Linked DNA regions of Homo sapiens: region 2 is linked to region 1. Evidence: chromatin loops called from intact Hi-C (ENCODE). Cell type or tissue: breast epithelium. All regions are shown on one strand. Each heading gives the region's core, and the rest is flanking DNA. Links, peaks and the distances in the headings are about the cores only.

Region 1 (10,020 bases), core at 2,021-10,020:
ACCTCTGCCTCCTGGGTTCAAGTGATTCTCCTGCCTCAGCCTCCTGAGTAGCTGGGATTACAGGTGTGCACCACCACGCCCAGCTAATTTTTGTATTTTTAGTAGAGATGGGATTCACCATGTTGGCCAGGCTGGTCTTGAGCTCCTGACCTCAAGTGATCCACCTGTGTTGGCCTCCTAAAGTGCTGAGATTACAGGTGTAAGCCACTGCGCTCGGCCTGATTTGTGTGTGTTTGAATGAATAAATATGCAGAGGTGAAACACATTCATATTTATGTTTTGCTTTGATTGTATGCTAATTTATGGCAGTGGCTGTTTTTTTAAGGCTTGTGCAAAGTGGACGAGACACCAAAAGGCTGGTATATTCAGTACATAGACAGGGACCCAGAAACTATCCGCCGGCAACTGGAACTGGAGAAAAAGAAAAAGCAGGACCTTGATGATGAAGAAAAAACTGCCAAATTTATTGAAGAGCAAGTGAGAAGAGGCCTGGAAGGGAAGGAACAGGTGGGTAAGCAACATCATCCTGAGAAGCAACGTCCAGAGGTCTAAAGAAGCACAATGGCTTGGTTTTTCTTTTTTGTTTTTGTTGTTGTTGTTGTTTTGGAGATGGAGTCTTGCTCTGCCGCCCAGGCTGGAGTGCAGTAGCGCAATCTCAGCTCACTGCAACCTCTGCCACCCAGGTTCAAGCAGTTCTCCTGCCTCAGCCTCCTGAGTACCTGGAACTACAGGCGCCCGCCACCACGCCCAGATAATTTTTGTATTGTTAGTAGAGACAGGGTTTCACCATGTTGGTCAGGCCGGTCTCCAACTCCTGACCTCGTGATCCGGCCGCCTCGGCCTCCCAAAGTTACAGGATTACAGGCGTGAGCCACCGTGCCCAGCCAGCTTGTGTCTTTTCAGCGTTGAATCAAGTTCTGTGGGCACTGTTCCTGAACTAAGAGGAGAACCAGCCTGGTGTCAAAAGCACATTTTTGGCATTGACAAACCTTGGTTTGATTCCTGACATACTAACTTCATAATCTTGTATAATTGCATAATATTTCCAAACCTCAATTTCCTTATATCTAAATAGAGACGCTACCTAATGGGAAGACATATACACAGATAATTTCAACTGATTATAATTAATTCAGTACTGGAGGTAAATGCAGCATGTGGAAACATAGAGAAGCAATGTTTACTCTGGCCTGGGGAGGACAGAGTATTTGAGGGTGGATACAACCCCAGTGCCCAGGAGTCTTGAAGAATCAGTGGGTGCAAGCCAGATGAATGGGGAGGGAAGGAGCTGAGGTGTTAGAATAACTAGGTTGGGGCATTTATTTCAACATATATTTATAAGCGCCTCCGCTGTGCCAGGATTCTTGTAGGCACAGGGAATACTCAGTGAACAAAAGATACAGAAAACTGTCTCCTGTGGCTTACATTTTTTTTTTTTTTGGGGGGGGGACGGAGTCTCACTCTGTCGCCCAGGCTGGAGTGCAGTGGCGCGATTTCAGCTGACTGCAACCCCCGCCTCCTGGGTTCAAGCGATTCTCGTGTCTCAGCCTCCCAAGTAGCTGGGACTACAGGCACAAGCCACCATGCCCAGCTAATTTTTTGCATTTTTAGTAGAGACGGGGTTTCACCATGTTGGCCAGGTTGATCTCAAACTCCTGACCTCAGGTGATCCGCCCTTCTGGGCCTCCCAAAATGCTGAGATTACAGGCGTGAGCCACCACGCCCTGCCTCCTGTGGCTTACATTCTAACACTTGTGTGTGAGCAGGCAAATATAGCCTGGTGTGTATGTGAAACTGAGTGTTTTTTGAACTGGTTATTGAGCTTTAACATACATTGATTAAAGTGTATGAGGTGCATTAATCTTAGGTGTACAGTTCACTGAACTTTTACAAATATACGTGTGTAGAAAGAGTGACAGAAAACCTGTGGAACCACCACCCAGATAAAGATATAGAACTTTTCTAGTATCCCAGAGGGTTTCCTCATGCTCGTTGCCAATTAATACCCCATCTCCCAGACATAACCATTGTTCCAGTATACCACGATTGATTATTCATTAGTTTAGTCTGTTCTTGAACAGACTTAAAAAAAAAAAAAGCTTTTGCTTTTCCTAAAGTTTATTGCCTTATATTTTTGTTACTTCCTGTTTAAGTTGTAATAGAAATAAAAATATAGGTAAACTTCTGCAGTTTGGCATAGAAAAGCTGCTTTTTGGTATTTAGAATAATTCTCAATTGGATAATATTTGCAAAGCATGTAAGTTCTATTTTTTTTTTTTTTTTTTTTTTTTGAGAGACTGTCTCTCTCTGTCACCAGGCTAGAATGCAGTGGCATGATTACAGCTCACTGCACCCTTGACCTCTGGTGCTCAAGTGAACCTCTTGCCTCATATGAGTAGCTGGGACTATAGGTGTGCACCACAATGCCTGGCTAATTTTTTTTTTTTTTAATAGAGATGGGGGGCTCTTGCAATGTTGTCCAAGCTGGTCTCGAACTCCTGGCCTCAAGCATTCCTCCTGCCTGAGCTCGACCTCCCAAAGTGCTGGGATTATAGGCATGAGCCACCATGCCCAGCCAAAGCATGTAATTTCTTTTCTTTTTTTTTTTTTTTGAGACAGAGTCTTGCTCTGTCACCCAGGCTGGGGAGGGCAGTGGCATGATCTCGGCTCACTGCAACCTCCGCCTCCCAGGTTCAAGCAATTCTCCTGTCTCAGCCTCCCAAGTAGCTGGGATTACAGGCGCCCGCCACCATGCCGGGCTAATTTTTGTATTTTTAGTAGAGACGGGGTTTCACCAAGTTGGCCAGGCTCGTCTCGCTCTTTCACCCAGCCTGGAGTGAAGTGGCACGATCTCCGCTCACTGCAGCACTCACCCCCTGGATTCAGACGATTCTCCTGGCTCAGCCTCCTGAGTAGCTGGCATTACAGGCGCCCGCCATCACACCCGGCTAAATTTTTGTATTTTTAGTAGAGACAGGGTTTCACCACGTTGGCCAGGCTCATCTCGAATGCCTGACCTCAGGTGATCCACCTGCCTTGGCCTCGCAAAGTGCTAGGATTACAGGCATGAGCCACCATACTGGGCCAAAATATGTAATTTCTTTTTTTTTTTTTTGAGATGGAGTCTCGTTCTGTCACCCAGGCTGGAGTGCAGTGGCATGATCTTGGCTCACTGCAACCTCTGCCTCCCGGGTTCACGTGATTCTCCTGCCTCAGCCTCCTGAGTAGCTGGGATTACAGGTGCATACCACCATGCTCGGCTAATTTTTTGTGTATTTTTAGCAGAGACAGGGTTTCACTGTGTTGGCCAGACTGGTCTCGAACTACTGACCTCATGATCTGCCCGCCTCGGCCTCCCAAAGTGCTGGGATTACAGGTGTGAGCCACCGCGCCTGGCCGAAAGCATGTAATTTCTTAATTAGGATCTTAATCACTTGCGTATTAGAGCTGCCTGGGAACACAGGTAGCAAGTCATAATTTAGGCCTATTGAATGGTGATAGTAAGTGCAATGTACACCAAAACCTTAAAACTTTCTTTTTTTTAGGAGGTCCCTACTTTTACGGAATTAAGCAGAGAAAATGATGAAGAGAAAGGTAGTTTTATTTTTTATTTTTTCTTTTTTTAAACATAGATGCTTTTATATTGGCTTTGTTAAAAATGCAACTTGTCAACATATCTGAGAATAAGACATCGAATGTGTCTGAGTTACATTGTTCTTATTAATTTAATGAAAAGGTAATACTAATGAATTGATTGGATAGGATAGCTGAAGCCACAAGTAACAAAACTGACTACAATTAACTTAAACAATAAGGAAATATCTTGCCATAATAAGAATCCCAGAGGTAAGGTGGTTCTGCATGCCATCTAGACACAGGGTAGCTGCCAACACTCCAGCCGTCACATGCAGATTCTGCATTGTCGTGAGGATGGCAGAGAGCATCTCTGGATGCTCTTCTAGAATCTTGTTAAGAGCAAGGATACTTTTCCAAGAAGACACTCCTCCCTTCAATAGATTTCCTTTCAAATGTCATTGGCCAGAACTGTGTCACATGTCCACTCAAAAAGCAGTCACTGGGATTATGTTGATTGGATTAGACAATCAGAATTCACCCCAGAGATGAAAATGGTGTTATGTCCCCTGAGCCACAGGCAAGAGGCGTGGAGACCTAAACAGAATTGGAGTACTGTTCCCCAGGGGAAATGGGGATAGAGCAGGGAAGCGCCGGTGTGGTCTGCCACGGTGACACGGTGTGCAAGTTCCTCCTGTTCTATGGCTTTCAGTGTGGGACGTTTTACAGGAATGTGTGGTCTCCGTATAGGAACATTTTAGCTCTCGTTTATTGAAAATGTCCTGGAGTTCCTCTGTGAACACTTTGTAGTATCTTATCTGAGAAGTTTTATTATGATTTTCTTGAAATGTATGTATGGAATAACATTTTTTTCTTCTAGTCACGTTTAATTTGAGTAAAGGAGCATGTAGCTCATCCGGAGCAACATCTTCCAAGTCAAGGTGAGCTGCATCATTCACGGATATCTTAAAACATTAGGATTTTTGTGAAATATTGGTTACTGTATTTTAAAGTATTGTGAATCATTTTTTTCTAGTTGTAGTTTTCACCTGTTTTTGGTTTTTATTGGTTGCGTTGTTTTTTTAGCAATTGTTCTTTTTTTTTTTTTAAGAGATGGGGTCTTGCTATGTTGCCCAGGCTGGCCTCGAACTCCTGGGCTCAAGGTGATCTTCCTGCCTCAGCCTCCCAGGTATCAATAGCTGGGATTACAGGCACGCCCTACTGTGCCCAGCTAGCAACTGTTCTTTTCCTATTTGCCTGTTATGAGATGATTGTGTTTTTTGAGGAAAGCCTCATTTTGATTATATGTTTCACATCAATAAACTTTTGCTTCTCCATGAATCCTTCTCCATTTAACGGTTCCTTATTCGCTATATAAAACTGTTTCTTTTCCTGTCTTAGCCCACTTGTCACAGTTTAAATGTTAGCTGGATCTGCATTTTTCTTTTACTTGCTGCATTGTGAGTTTTCTGAGAATAGAGATTATCAACCTCTCTCCTTCGTCCCCAGTACAGTGTAAATACACCAGGAAACACTCAGTAGTCATTGCCCGCCCTTCTAGGTAGTCTAGCACAGGGCAGGGGTCAGCAAACTTTTTCTGTAAAGAGCCACATAGTAAATATTTTAGGCTTTTCGGCCAGATGTCTTTGTCACAATAACTGAACTCTGCTGTTGTAGTGAGAAGGCAGCCATGGACAGTGCAGGAAGGAACTGAGCATGGCTGGGTTCCAGTACATTTATTTACAAAAGCCGGTGGCAGCTGGCATTTGGCCCTTAGGCTGTCGTTTGCCAAAACCTGGCATAGCATGTGGTCAGGTAGTTCTACCTACTTTCTACATTATCTTCTCTTGCAATTTTTATGTATTCTTTCACCAAATCTTTATTCACTATTTCTGACATGCAGTACATTCAGTTTTGTTATGGAGGTTAAAAAAGATGAGTAAGACAAGAGAGTCAAGTACCAGTATCTACTGGAATTTGCTTTTAAGCCAGATGATATTTTCTATTTTACTTAGTACTTTACATGTTGTTTTTTTAAGATCTAAGTTTTTCGGGTTTGTTTGTAGGTCATTGTTTATTTACACTATTGAATAAGTGGCTAGGAGTATGGAAGGAGATAGGTAGGCTGAATCAGCAATATAGATCAACTTTAAAATGATTTGCCAGATGTCTTAACTTTGATCAAAATAATGTTTCAAAATTAACACCTACATTAGATATCATCAAGAAGTTGGTTATTTGGGTTCTACATCTGGGTACATTCCAGAAGAATTGTCTAACATTGGCATGATATGACCTGGAAGATCGGCTCAAATATAACACACATGCCTTATACTTTTAGAACTTTATGCATTTCTGTCTGTTCTTTTGAAGTATGTGTTATTCCTAGATGTAGATGGATGTTAAAATTGGTTCCAGTGTTCCCCAATTGACCTCCCTTGTATTAGTTTTCTATGGTCGCTGTAACAGATTACCACAAACTGGGTGGCTTAAAACAACAGAAATATGTTGAGGTCATATTCTAGAGGCCAGATTCTGAATCAGTATCACTGGCTTGAAATCAAGGAGCCTGCTGGCTGTGCTCTGGGGAAGAATCTGAGCTCCGGGGAAGAATCTGTCCCTTGCCTTTTCCAGCTCTGTTGGCCGCAGGCGTTACTTGGCTCATGGTTGCATCTCTCCAGTATTTAAGACGAGCATCTTCAAATGTCTCTTTGCCCCATCCTCACATCACCTTTTCCTCCAGGTGTCAAATCTCCCTCCACCTTGCTCTTACAAGAAAAGGGATGATTGTAGTTAGGGTCCACCTTGATAATCCAGGCCAAGCTCCTCATCTCAAGATCTTTAACTTACTCTCATTTGCAAAGACTCTTTTCTTAGATAATGTAACATTGATAGGTTTCAGGGATAAGGACCTGACATTTTTGGGGGTCTATACAGCCTGCTGTACCCCTATGCCAAACCTTGATATTAGCAAAAATATTAGTTTTATTTGACCAATTTTGATAATTTATTTGATAAGTTATCTATGTTAATATGTTGTGACCCGAGTCCATGAATAAGGAACAATATTTGTATAAGAATGTAGTGTCATGGGTAATACAATTGAAAGACATCTAAAATGTTTTTTCTCTGAAATTATGGTACATAATATAGTTTGGGATTCATTCTCCTGTGCATTTATATCTCTTATATATCTAAAACCTAGAAAAACTAAATGATGTGGATATCAAAGTGGACATTTTAGGCTATGTTGAGGCACAAAAATGAGCCCCCTTATTGCTTGAAACAGTTTACTTGATTTTCATCTCCATTTCTCCTTTGGGCTTCTTTATCTCCTTTGAGAAAGGCTAGAATTCACTCTAGTTACTGAAAGCAAAAATGAGGGCTGTTCAAGGAACCTTACTTTCCATTTTCATTCTGCTCATATTCATATCTTGCCTTGATTTTATTTTAACTCTGCCTTACCCCTGTCTCAGTCTCTCACCCTTCTAACAGAATCTTGATATTGCCAGCAAAAGGACCTTTCTAAACTTCAGCTCTTACCGTGTCACTCATTTATTAACATCTCTTGGTTTCAGCATCTCTAAGATGACCTCGAATTTTTTTACATACTATTAAGTGACTTTTGTGATCCTGTATGTCTCCTGCCGTTTGCTCTCAGCTGTGCTCATTGATTTGTGCTTTCCTAAATGAGCCTAGGGTCTCGCCCTTTCTTGCCTTTACATCTGCTGCTCCCCTTCCTGGAATGCCCTTTACATCACCCTGAGATCTTGCTGGGCTCTTCTGATCATCTTTTTCCCCATTATTGTCACATTCTAAGCATTTAATGATGCTGAGTAAATTTTCTTTTTCTTTCTTTCTTTTTTTTTTTTTTTTGAGACGGAATTTCGCTCTTGTTGCCCAGGCTGGAGCGCAGTGGCATGACCTCGGCTCACCACAACCTCTGCCTTCCAAGTTCAAGCGATTCTCCTGCCTCGGCCTCCCAAGTAGCTGGGAGTACAGGCATGCACCACCATGCTCGGCTAATTTTTTTGTATTTTTAGGAGAAACTGGATTTCACCATGTTGGTCAGGCTGGTCTCAAACTCCTGACCTCAAATGATCCACCTGTCTCAGCCTCCCAAAGTGCCGGGATTTCAGGCATGAGCCACCGCGCCCGGCCCAGTTGAGTTTTAAGAAGAGTAAATAATAGCCTTAAATAAACTCAAGTGTCTAAGCTGAGATTAATACCAAAATACTGAAATAATTTATAGATGTATTAATATTTGGGGACTCACTGTTGAGAACCTCTGAGGTATCATGGAGATTGGTAGAGGAGTCAGAAGGCAGAAAAATAAGCAAATATATTTTTTTAAGTGGAGAAAAGTCTTTAGAAAACAATAGATTAATAAGCATTTCCAACAGATTATGATAGGAAGTAGGTGGTTTGTGAACATGAGACGAGGAAGTGGTGATCCCTCAAGCCAAAAATAACTGCTTAATCCTAACTCCTCTTTTGCTAGGGTTATTAGTGCCTATTTTGTAGACATATTGTAGTTGATTATGATCTGAATTATCCCTGGATCCCTAGTTCAAAGTACACCTAAATCTAAAGAACATTTAAGTAGCAAGTTGAGGAGCTTATCTTACGTGGATTTGGCCTGTTCAAAACCCATGTCCATTATTTATAGCTGTCACACCCTGGGCAATGCATTCAGTAATAGAACCAGAGTTTAAATATATGTTCAGTGGGTTGAATTACAGGTCAAAACCCAGTGAGTAAAATTTTACAAAGGTAAATGGAAAGCCTGACAGTTAGGTAAAGAAAAACAACCCCCATAAAAACAGAGTGACAGAGTCCTTACCTACAATTCTCCATAGAGAAAAGAAGTAGGGGTTTTAGTTGACTTCAAGCTTAAAGTAACCCAGCAGTTCATCAATCTAAGGCTACCTTTAAATGCACTTTTTAAAGTCCAAATAAAGGAAAATAATAAATCTGTTGTATTCTCTACTAATCATATATTTTTTTCTTGGTTAGCTCCATGATAGCTTTGTGTAAATATTTATCCTTTGCTTCATCTTTTGTAAATATGACACATTAAATAATTAGATGGGTAAAAGTCATTTGATCAGCCAGTATTAATGGAGCATCTATTTAATGTGAGTTACAAGATAGTTACTGCTACTTTGCAGGAAAAAATAGATGCTTCCTCCCTACTACAAGAGAGGAGTCGTACATACAAATGATTATCATACAAGGTGCAGTGTGATGCATGCCACAAGGTACTGTGGCAGTTCAAAACACTGCAAGATCCAAGAACCCTCATGAATGGACCTTAAAGAATTTTAACAAATGGAGATAAAAGGAGAGATTATTTTAGGTATAAAACAAGGCATGTGCAAATTTTCAGAGGCTGAAAGCATAGGGCATGGCTCAGTCAATAGCAAATTGTTCTTAGTGACTGGTGTACATAGTAAGTCAGGGATGGTGACTAGGATGGTATTCTGGGGCCAATGGTGACAGTTGTATATTGGCAGTAAAGAATTTAGAATTTACACTGTCAGCCGGGCACGGTGGCTTACGCCTGTAATCCCAGCACTTTGGGAGGCCAAGGCAGGTGGATCACCTGAGGTCAAGAGTTCAAGACCAGCCTGGCCAACATTGCGAAACCCCATCTCTACTAAAAATACAAAAATTAGCCCAGCGTGGTGGTGGCTGCCTGTAATCCCAGCTACTTGGGAGGCTGAGGCACGAGAATCGCTTGAACCTGGGAGGCGGAGGTTGCAATGAGCCAAGATCGCGCCACTGCACTCCAGCCTGGGCGACAGAGTGAGACTCCATCTCAAAAAAAAGGATTTACACTGTTAACTCTGGGCAGTTGGGAGCAGTTAAAAACTTTTAAGTAACACGTTGAGAACTTTGCTTTACAAAACCAGAACTGAGAGTAACGTGCTAGACTTAAACCGGTCATTTGAAAACATGTCATTTAATTCTTGCATTTGGGTTAAGAGTTGGGTCATGTTATTATCTTCGTTTATAGATGAAGATTTGAGGCTTAGGAAAGTGAACTACTCCAAGTCCTAATAGAAGTAGCCTCAAACCCTGATCTGCTCAACACCAAAACCTAAGCTGCCTACCATCATTCTACTATACAAAGTATAGTAGCAGTGACCGAAGGAGTGAGGAGAAGGTACAGAGAGTTAAAGACAGCATGGGTTAAATGCTCACACAGTGCTGATAGGTACAGAGAGTTAAAGATAGCACGGGTTAAATGCTCACACAGTGCTGATGGTTCTGTAAGAGATGTGGACAGGGACTCCATGGTTTTCACTAATCTCCTGTAAATTACTATGTCACACATTTATTCTATATTGTGAATTTTGCACATCGTAAAGCATTCGTCTGTGTATGGTTCTTGGTAACAAGCATGGTTCTCCTGTTCATCAGTACTCTGGGACCGAGTGCACT
Region 2 (8,000 bases), core at 1-8,000, 78 kb before region 1:
GCCTGGGGCTCTGGATGGGTCTTAGGTTTCCGCATTGCTGGCTTGGGATTCAGTTGTACTGGGTCTGCTAAGTTCTTTACCATTTGACCCTCGACTTTCCAGTTTCAAAAAATGGGTTACTCTTGCCTTTTATCCCATTCTATTCATTTTTTTAGACTTACAAACTTAACAACTACAACAACACCTTAAAACCCCTTCACTGTAATTTTAGCATGGTGACATAAGGGAGCTTAGGTGAATACATAGATTTAATTCTCCATCTTCAACCAGAAGTCAAAAGTGTTTAACAAATACCACTTTTGCTGTCTCATTCTGTTCATCCACAACACTCAGTGGTTCAGAAGTTCACACTACAATCTAAATGTTCCAAATGGCTTCCATGCTACTGTAACATACTACTGATCTACGTATGGATCTGAATACTTACTGTCCTTCACAAACCAGGAAGCCCCCTTCGAATACACACAGAAACATGCACATATTTTCTTCCCTAGCTTCCTGATTTCCTAGTGAAGCTCCCCTCCCCCCGCCCCCCCATTAGAGGGCTCTTTTCAGTTCTCTTCACTGAAATTTAAATCTTATCCTTCAAGGTCCAGGTTCAGGTCAAGATCTACCTCCTCCCCAGGCTTCTTCCAGTTGCTTTACCTCACAGAAGTCTTTCCCCATTCTGAATCCATATTATACTCACTGCAGTAATGAAAGTGCTTTGTATATGTTAGCTTTGTCTCTTTAGCATGTTAACTTCTTAAGAGCCAAAAATCACATAGAGCTTCCATGTGTGTATCTCGCTGCGGCTCGCATAACAGTGTGGACCTAGAAATTGTTTTGGGGCAAATAATTCCTTCCAGTTATCTTACGTAGGCAGTTTGGGGGCTGCTATTGCTAGAAGTCAACAACTAACTTAAAATAGAAACTCTATGCATGTTTGCAAATATGTGTTGGCTGACCAGAATTCCTGTGCAGTACTAAATTCTCATGAGCCTTGAATATATTATCCCTGTAAACCTGATGGTTCTTACTTCTTATTCAATTTCCAAATATCTCATTCAAGGGGTTGAATCATTTCAGTAATGACATCGGTCACTGGATCCGATTGCAAGTGTATTGAGAGATATGCTGGTAAATGTTTAACAACTGGCTGAGTGGGGCGAATGATTGTGTGTGTGTTTCTTCTAAGTTTTGTTGATATAAAGGAGGCACAGCACATAATTTACAAATAAAAAGAACACTCTTTATTATAAATTCCATGCAGCCAATTGATTCTCACAGATGTTTTTATTGATATTTCCAAAACTTATCTATCAGTGGCCAACCTGTGGTTGCAACTGATGGATGAATGCAGTTTGGCATGAATGTTGGTTTAGACTACAGAAGAGCACACTTAAAGGACCAGATGGTAACTATTTTAGGCTTTTGGGATATACAGTCTCTGTCACATCTCATCTCCGCCATTGTAGTGCCAAAGCAGTCACCCATAATATGGAAAGAGATGTGTTCCAATAAAACTTTATTTACAGAATCAGGCTGCAGGCCAGGCAGTTTGCTGACCTCTAGTTTAATCTAAAGCAAAACAAGGAAGGGGTATGTGAGAATTTCACGTGTCAATGATGTGAGCAACTTCTTTGCTGAATCAGATAACAGTTGAAGAATATTTCCTCATTTTTATACCATTTTTGGTACTACTTACAATGGAACAGCTACAGATACTATACATTTTGAAGTTTAATCTACATTTTTCACCACCACCTCCTGACGTCTAGACAATAAAAAAGACAATAAATCATGCCATGATCTGTAGCATTTGCTGACTGCTGTGATGTAAACACTCCTACAATGGCCAATTTCAAGCCGCCAATGTAATGCCCCCACATGTGGAGTTGGGAGGTGTTCAGAGGCACAGTTATATAGTATTTTCACCCAACTCTACAATAAACTTAACCTCAAAAATAAGATAACTAGAAAGTGATGGAGTTTGAGCACCTTTGCTTCTAGTATAATTTATTTAATTATAAGTTTATATGATTTTTTTAAATAAAGGCTGTGTTTAACAACCAGCCTATAAACTGACTGAATATTAAACAACATTTGCCAACTCACTCTCAAAAATGGGTATGAGCCAGCTCCAACACACCACTGGTCTCATATGCCAAAGATGGGACAATTTGAACATCAATGGATAATAAATGGACTAATATCTATCAAATCTGTTTAAATCCATGAGATCATAATGATACTTTCAAAAAACATATGCACAACTAGTTGGTGACTATTGGAAGAAGGTAGGAAACAAATTCATTATTTTGAAAACTGATGAATGAAGAAAAGGGATCAAGCATTCATCCAGCTTTTCATATACAAACTCTACCACCAGGAAACCAAATAGTAGATGATAGGAAGTTTCTCTTTATAGAAGCACTCCAGCTTGTGAAGAAAACAGAATTAGACTGTTACCAATTTGCAACTTCTATTGACTTAATGGTTCAATGTTTGCTAAAATCACACCCACACATTCACAAATGATATTATGTTGATATTATGTGTACTCTGACGGAGTTACACACCCCCAGCTATGAAGTAGTCTTGCCAAAACAATTGAACATGACATTTCATCAAGCTCTTAGAACCGACTATACCAATTTATGGGATAAACAGAGGACCACGTGAAACAAAACCATTAGGATGCCATAAGCAAAATTCAGACTATAAAAAACTCTACAGGACAAACAACGCAGTTTCTGCAACAAATATGAAAATGTAAAAGGGAAAGAGACAGAGAATGAGAAAGAATGAGAGAGGGAGAGAGATCAACCAGTCACAACGTGTGGATGTTATTTGGACCCTAATTCAAAAAACAGTACATAATAAACCAACAAACGTTTATAACATTTGAGAGAAAATTTAAAATGTGAAAAGACTGGTTATTTGATGACATTCAAGAATTAGTGGCTAGCTAGGTGCCAGGCGTCTGTAATCCCAGCACTTTTGAATGCTGAGGCAAGAGGATCTCTTGAGCCCAGGAATTCGAGGCTGCAGTGAGCTATGATCACACCACTGCACTCCAGCCTGGGCAACAAAGTGAGACCCCGTCTCTGGGAGATGGTGGGGGAAAGGCTTGGCATGGTGGCTCAGACTTATAATCCCAGTGCTTTGAGATGCTGAGGTGGAAGGATCGTTTGAGCCCGAGAGTTCAAGACCAACCTGGGCAACATGACAAGACGTCATCTCTACTAAAATTAAGAAAAAAAAAAAGCCAGGCATGGTGGCTCACGCCTGTAGTCTCAGCTACTCAGGAGGTGGGAGGATTGCTTAAAGCCTGGGAGTTTGAGGCTGCAGCAAGCCAGGACTGTACCACTGCACTCCAGCTTGAGTGCCAGAGTGAGACCCTGTCTTGAAAACAAAAGGAAGAAAAAATAATTATTAATTTTAAGGGTGTGATAATACTACCGTAGATATGCCAAAAATAGTTATCTTTTAGAGTTATATGCTTAAAACATTTGTGGGTAAAATAAAATAAGGTCATCAGGGCTTTTCATCAAGCCAACATGAAAGGGGAGAAGGGAAAGGGGCACAGATGAATAAGACTGGCCATGAGTAGATACGGGTGAAGCTGGGTGATGACGGAAGTTAATTGTTGTAGTCTGTTTACTTTTACATGCTTGAAAATTTCCTATGATAAAAAAAAAAGTTGTTTTAACATGAAAATGCTTCAATTCCTCTCACTGAGAGTAAAAGTCAAACTCCTGCCACAAGGCCTGCCATGATGATCTCTGGTGCTACCTCTTGATCCCTCCTCTCCTAACACTCTGCCCCAACCACCCCCTGTTCCAGTCACACTGACCTCCACACTGTGCCCAAACACCGCAGCCATGTGCCCTTTTGTGAGCCTTACACCAGATCCTCTCTGCTTGAAGTGCTCACTCCCCAGATGGCCTGCCTGGCTATCCCTCTCCCCTCTTTGAAGTCTTTGCTAGAATGTTGCTTTCTCACTAGTTCCCCTGACTAGCATATTTTTAATTGCAACTTTCCTTCCCACACTCTAGCATTTTTATTTCTCCTTAAAATGCTCTATGTTTTTCTCATAGTACTTATCCTCTTCCAAACATACTATAGAATTTACTTATTTGTTATGTTTATTATTTCCTTTCTGTTCCATCCATGGAAGTGTAAACTCCACAAAAGCAGAGACTGTTTATCTGCTTTGTTCACTTACATATTTTCTGTGTTCATGATAGTGACTGGCACACACAATCAGAGAACAATAAATATGTGCTGAAAGAACTGAATAAAATGAATAATAAGTACCATAACATACACATGTACAAAGCACCATAAACACAGAGATGACAGTACAGCTAACTTAGATGTTTGGGCGAACTGGAAAATAAACCTGAAACCCTAAAGCTAAACTTTTCTCTCTTAAATATTAGAATATGTATTGTGAGGCTGATATTTTAAATCGTATTAGTGTATGTATGTATGTGTGTGTATATATATATACATATATATTTTTTTTTTTTTGAGATGGAGTCTTGCTCTCTTGCTAGGCTGGAGTGCAGTGGCACCATCTCAGCTCACTGCAACCTCTGCCTCCTGGGTTCAAGCAATTCTCATGCCTCAGCCTTCCAAGCAGCTGGGATTACATGCATGTGCCACCATGCCTGGCTAATTTTTGTATTTTTAGTAAAGACAGGGTTTCACCATGTTGGCCAGGCTGGTCTCAAACTGCTGACCTCAAGTGGTCTGTCCACCTCAGCCTCCCAAAGTGCTAGGATTAAAGGCATGAGCCACTGCTCCCAGCCTTAAATAGTATTAGTTTTTAACTTTAAATTTATGTATGATATAGCTTTTGCCTCTGACATATGGCTTCTCCAAACTGACATCATGAATTGTCCTATCCGTCGCAGTATAAAATGAATGCAGCATTTTCTCACTCATGAAAGCAAATCAATGAAAAGAGTAGTAACTGTCCAGTTTGCTTCTTTATTAAAACATAGTAAAGATTTAATCCACAGGTACATCACTAAGAATAGAAAATAACACTGAGTTTTGTTGCTATTGGCTATGCAATTTACCCTGGCCCAGACAGAGAGGACTTATCAGGAAATACGAGGATCTATATTTTAAGCAAAGCCTGTAAACTTCTCACTCAATGAATCCCAACAATTTTTAACAAATAATATTCCCTATTTTTTAACATCAAAAGTTTTCATGAGGCCAGGCATGGTGGCTCACGCCTGTAATCCCAGTACCTTGGGAGGCCAAGGTGAGTAGACTGCCCGAGCTCAGGATTTCAAGACCAGCCTGGGCAACATGGTGAAAACCTGGTATCTACAAAAAATACACAAATTAGACAGACATGGTGGTGCATGCCTGTGGTCCCAGCTACTTGGGAGGCTGAGGTGGGAGGATCGCTTGAGCCTGGGAGGCGGGGGTTGCAGTGAGCCAAGATCGTGCCACTGCACTCCAGCCTGGGTGACAGAGTGAGAGACACTGTCTCAAAAAAGAAAAAAAAAAAAAGTTCGCATGAACCCCCCCAATAGTTGTTATAATTTTAATATATGATAATTGGGGGCAATACATAATAACAGAAAGCTATGAACTAAGCAATACTAAATGAAGTTTAATTTTCCAAGCCACAACTATTATGCACATTTAAAACACAATTACATAATTTTTTAAAATTTAGCCTACATACAATGCTTATGAAACATAAATTCACACATCCCATGCAATAACCCTAAATCGTCCCAGAAGTGCAAGATCTACAGGATGACACCAGTGGCATAACATATCCCAAATATTCCTTATGGATCACTGAACCTTTAGGATGATGTCTTACAAACGGGAATATCACTTGTAGTAATATAATCTAAAGACAAAAATAGCTCAGTAATTTTTTTAAAAAAGCTCTTTAGAGTCAGACTGTCTGAATTCAAATCCTAGATCTACCAGTTTCTAACATACCTTAAAAGTTATCCCTACACTTTATTTCCCTCATCTATAAGAAAAAAAAAGATAATACTAGTACTTCCTTCACAGGATTATTATGAGGATTCAATGAGTTAATGTGTGTGAAGCACTTGGTACCTAAGGAAACATGTAAGTGTTGTTGCGGTTCATAAGTTTAATTCTAGAGTTTAGCCTCCTGTCCCTCAAAGTGTGATATAAACTCACCATGTTTTATTTCCCTTTGTTACTACCATTCAGAAAGACAAAGCTGAAAAAGGAAAGTCTCAAAAACACCCTACTGGGAAACAGTTAAACTATAAACATATGTTTACTAACAGGCTGTACTGACACAGTAGGCTACATACCATTTTGGCAGGCCTGACAACTGTGCAGTATTTATAAGAAGAGTTATGAAATGTGGCATATAGATATATAAAGGCATATTGGCATAAAGTTTATGCCAAACTTTAGGCATAAACTTTATTTTTTCCAGAGCATTTTTCTTTAATACCACTGAGGACAATTCTAGCTGCCCCTTCCTTTCCAACAAAGCCAGCTTCAATAAAAATGAAAACACTAACAACTTCATTTGAGGCTGAACTTTAAGAAATCCTTTAAATGCAAAATTAAGTCCATCCCTGCTTCATATTTAATTTGCAACAGGATATCTAGCAGCTGTCGAGGGACCAGGTCGAGGGACCTGGAAGGGGTTGCTGGCTGATGACTGGGTGCCTGCTGAGATGGGCTCCATATACAGGTAATACTCAATTGCAGACAAAATCTTAAGACCTACATCTCACTCTCCTTTAAAGTTAATCTGAACACACTGTACATGAAAGGAAATGAAAAAGGAGTTTTTCTCCTTTACCATGGCATTGGGACTTCCTGAGTTTTTCATTCCATTACTGATTGGTCCAGAATGATTTCCTTCTAACTATTCCCAATTGTGTATGTCAGACATAATTAGGACTGTACACTAGAGAAGTGTTAAAATGTAATAATGCCATTAAATCTGAGAAATATTTTTTACTTTAACCCTCAGTATATCAGGAAGAATAGCTAGTACCAGTTAACATCTGGCTCCAATGGAACCTTTATATTGTTAAGCCATTTAATGAAGAATGCATAGAACTATGAATAAAAAGATAGTGAAAACAATTTTATTAGAAATATAGGCTGGGCACAGTGGCTCATGCCTGTAATCCCAGCACTTTGGGAAGCCAAGATGGGTGGATCACCTGAGGTCAGGAGTTTGCGATCAGCCTGGACACCATGGTGAAACCCCGTCTCTACTAAAAATACAAAAATTAGCTGGGTGTGGTGATGGGTGCCTGTAGTCTCAGCTACTCGGGAGGCTCAGCCTCAGGAGAATCACTTGAACCCAGTAGGTGGAGGTTGCGGTGGGCCCAGATTGCACCAGTGCACTCCAGCCTGGAAGACAGAGCGAAACTCTTGTCTCAAAATTAAGAAAAAAAGAAGTTTTAACAAGAATCTAAACATACCAGGCATGGTAGCTCACATCTGTAATCCCAGCACTTTGGGAAGCCAAGGTGGGAGGATCACTTGAACCCAGGAGTTTGAGACCAACCAGGGCAACACAGCAAGACTCTGTCTCTACAGAAATAAAAAAAAATTAGCTGGATGTGGTAACACATGCCTGTAGTTCCAGCTACCCAGAAGGCTGAGGCGGAAGATCCCTTGAGCCCAGGAAGTCAGGGCTTCAGGGAGCTATGACTGCACCACTGCGCTCCAGCCTGTACGACAGGGCAAGACTCTGTCTTAAAAAAAAGAATTTAAACACATGTAACCTTTTGTGTCAGGTAAATTTTGGTGCTTAACAGCATAAAATATTTTTAAACTCTCATATATTCTTTCAGAACAGGATGGTCTAGGTTCTTGTCACAAAAATATTATTGCATGATAAAGTCCTTTTGAATGACTAGATGAGAGACCATATTTCTTGTTTGTTCTTAGACATATGTCAATTCATATTGACAAATATGAAATATTATCAGATGTCATCCTAGAGGAATTTTCTTATAATTCTTCTA

What was found. Hi-C counts contacts between places; a loop is a spot of excess contacts. Peaks named below come from ENCODE experiments on the same cell type or tissue, not always from the same donor. Only the 100,000 strongest peaks of a DNase experiment are listed, where the experiment ranks them.
Region 2: a loop joins it to region 1, with 34 times the contacts of the local background. A loop is called at or near these places in 2 of 110 quality-filtered maps.

Annotation. Positions count from the first base shown.
Region 1 is chr10:7,769,325-7,779,344 of GRCh38, reverse strand. It overlaps KIN (Kin17 DNA and RNA binding protein), which reads left to right. Exons shown (of 13, transcript NM_012311.4): 5 at 326-507; 6 at 3,546-3,594; 7 at 4,454-4,514; 8 at 10,000-10,020. Among named protein-coding and RNA genes, the nearest start is that of KIN, 14 kb to the left of the region's middle. In breast epithelium, for the core only: no CTCF peak of the experiment used is centred there; a DNase peak (open chromatin) is centred at 5,324.
Region 2 is chr10:7,847,193-7,855,192 of GRCh38, reverse strand. All of the region lies in intron 2 of TAF3 (TATA-box binding protein associated factor 3), which reads right to left. Among named protein-coding and RNA genes, the nearest start is that of TAF3, 33 kb to the right of the region's middle. In breast epithelium, for the core only: no CTCF peak of the experiment used is centred there; no DNase peak of the experiment used is centred there.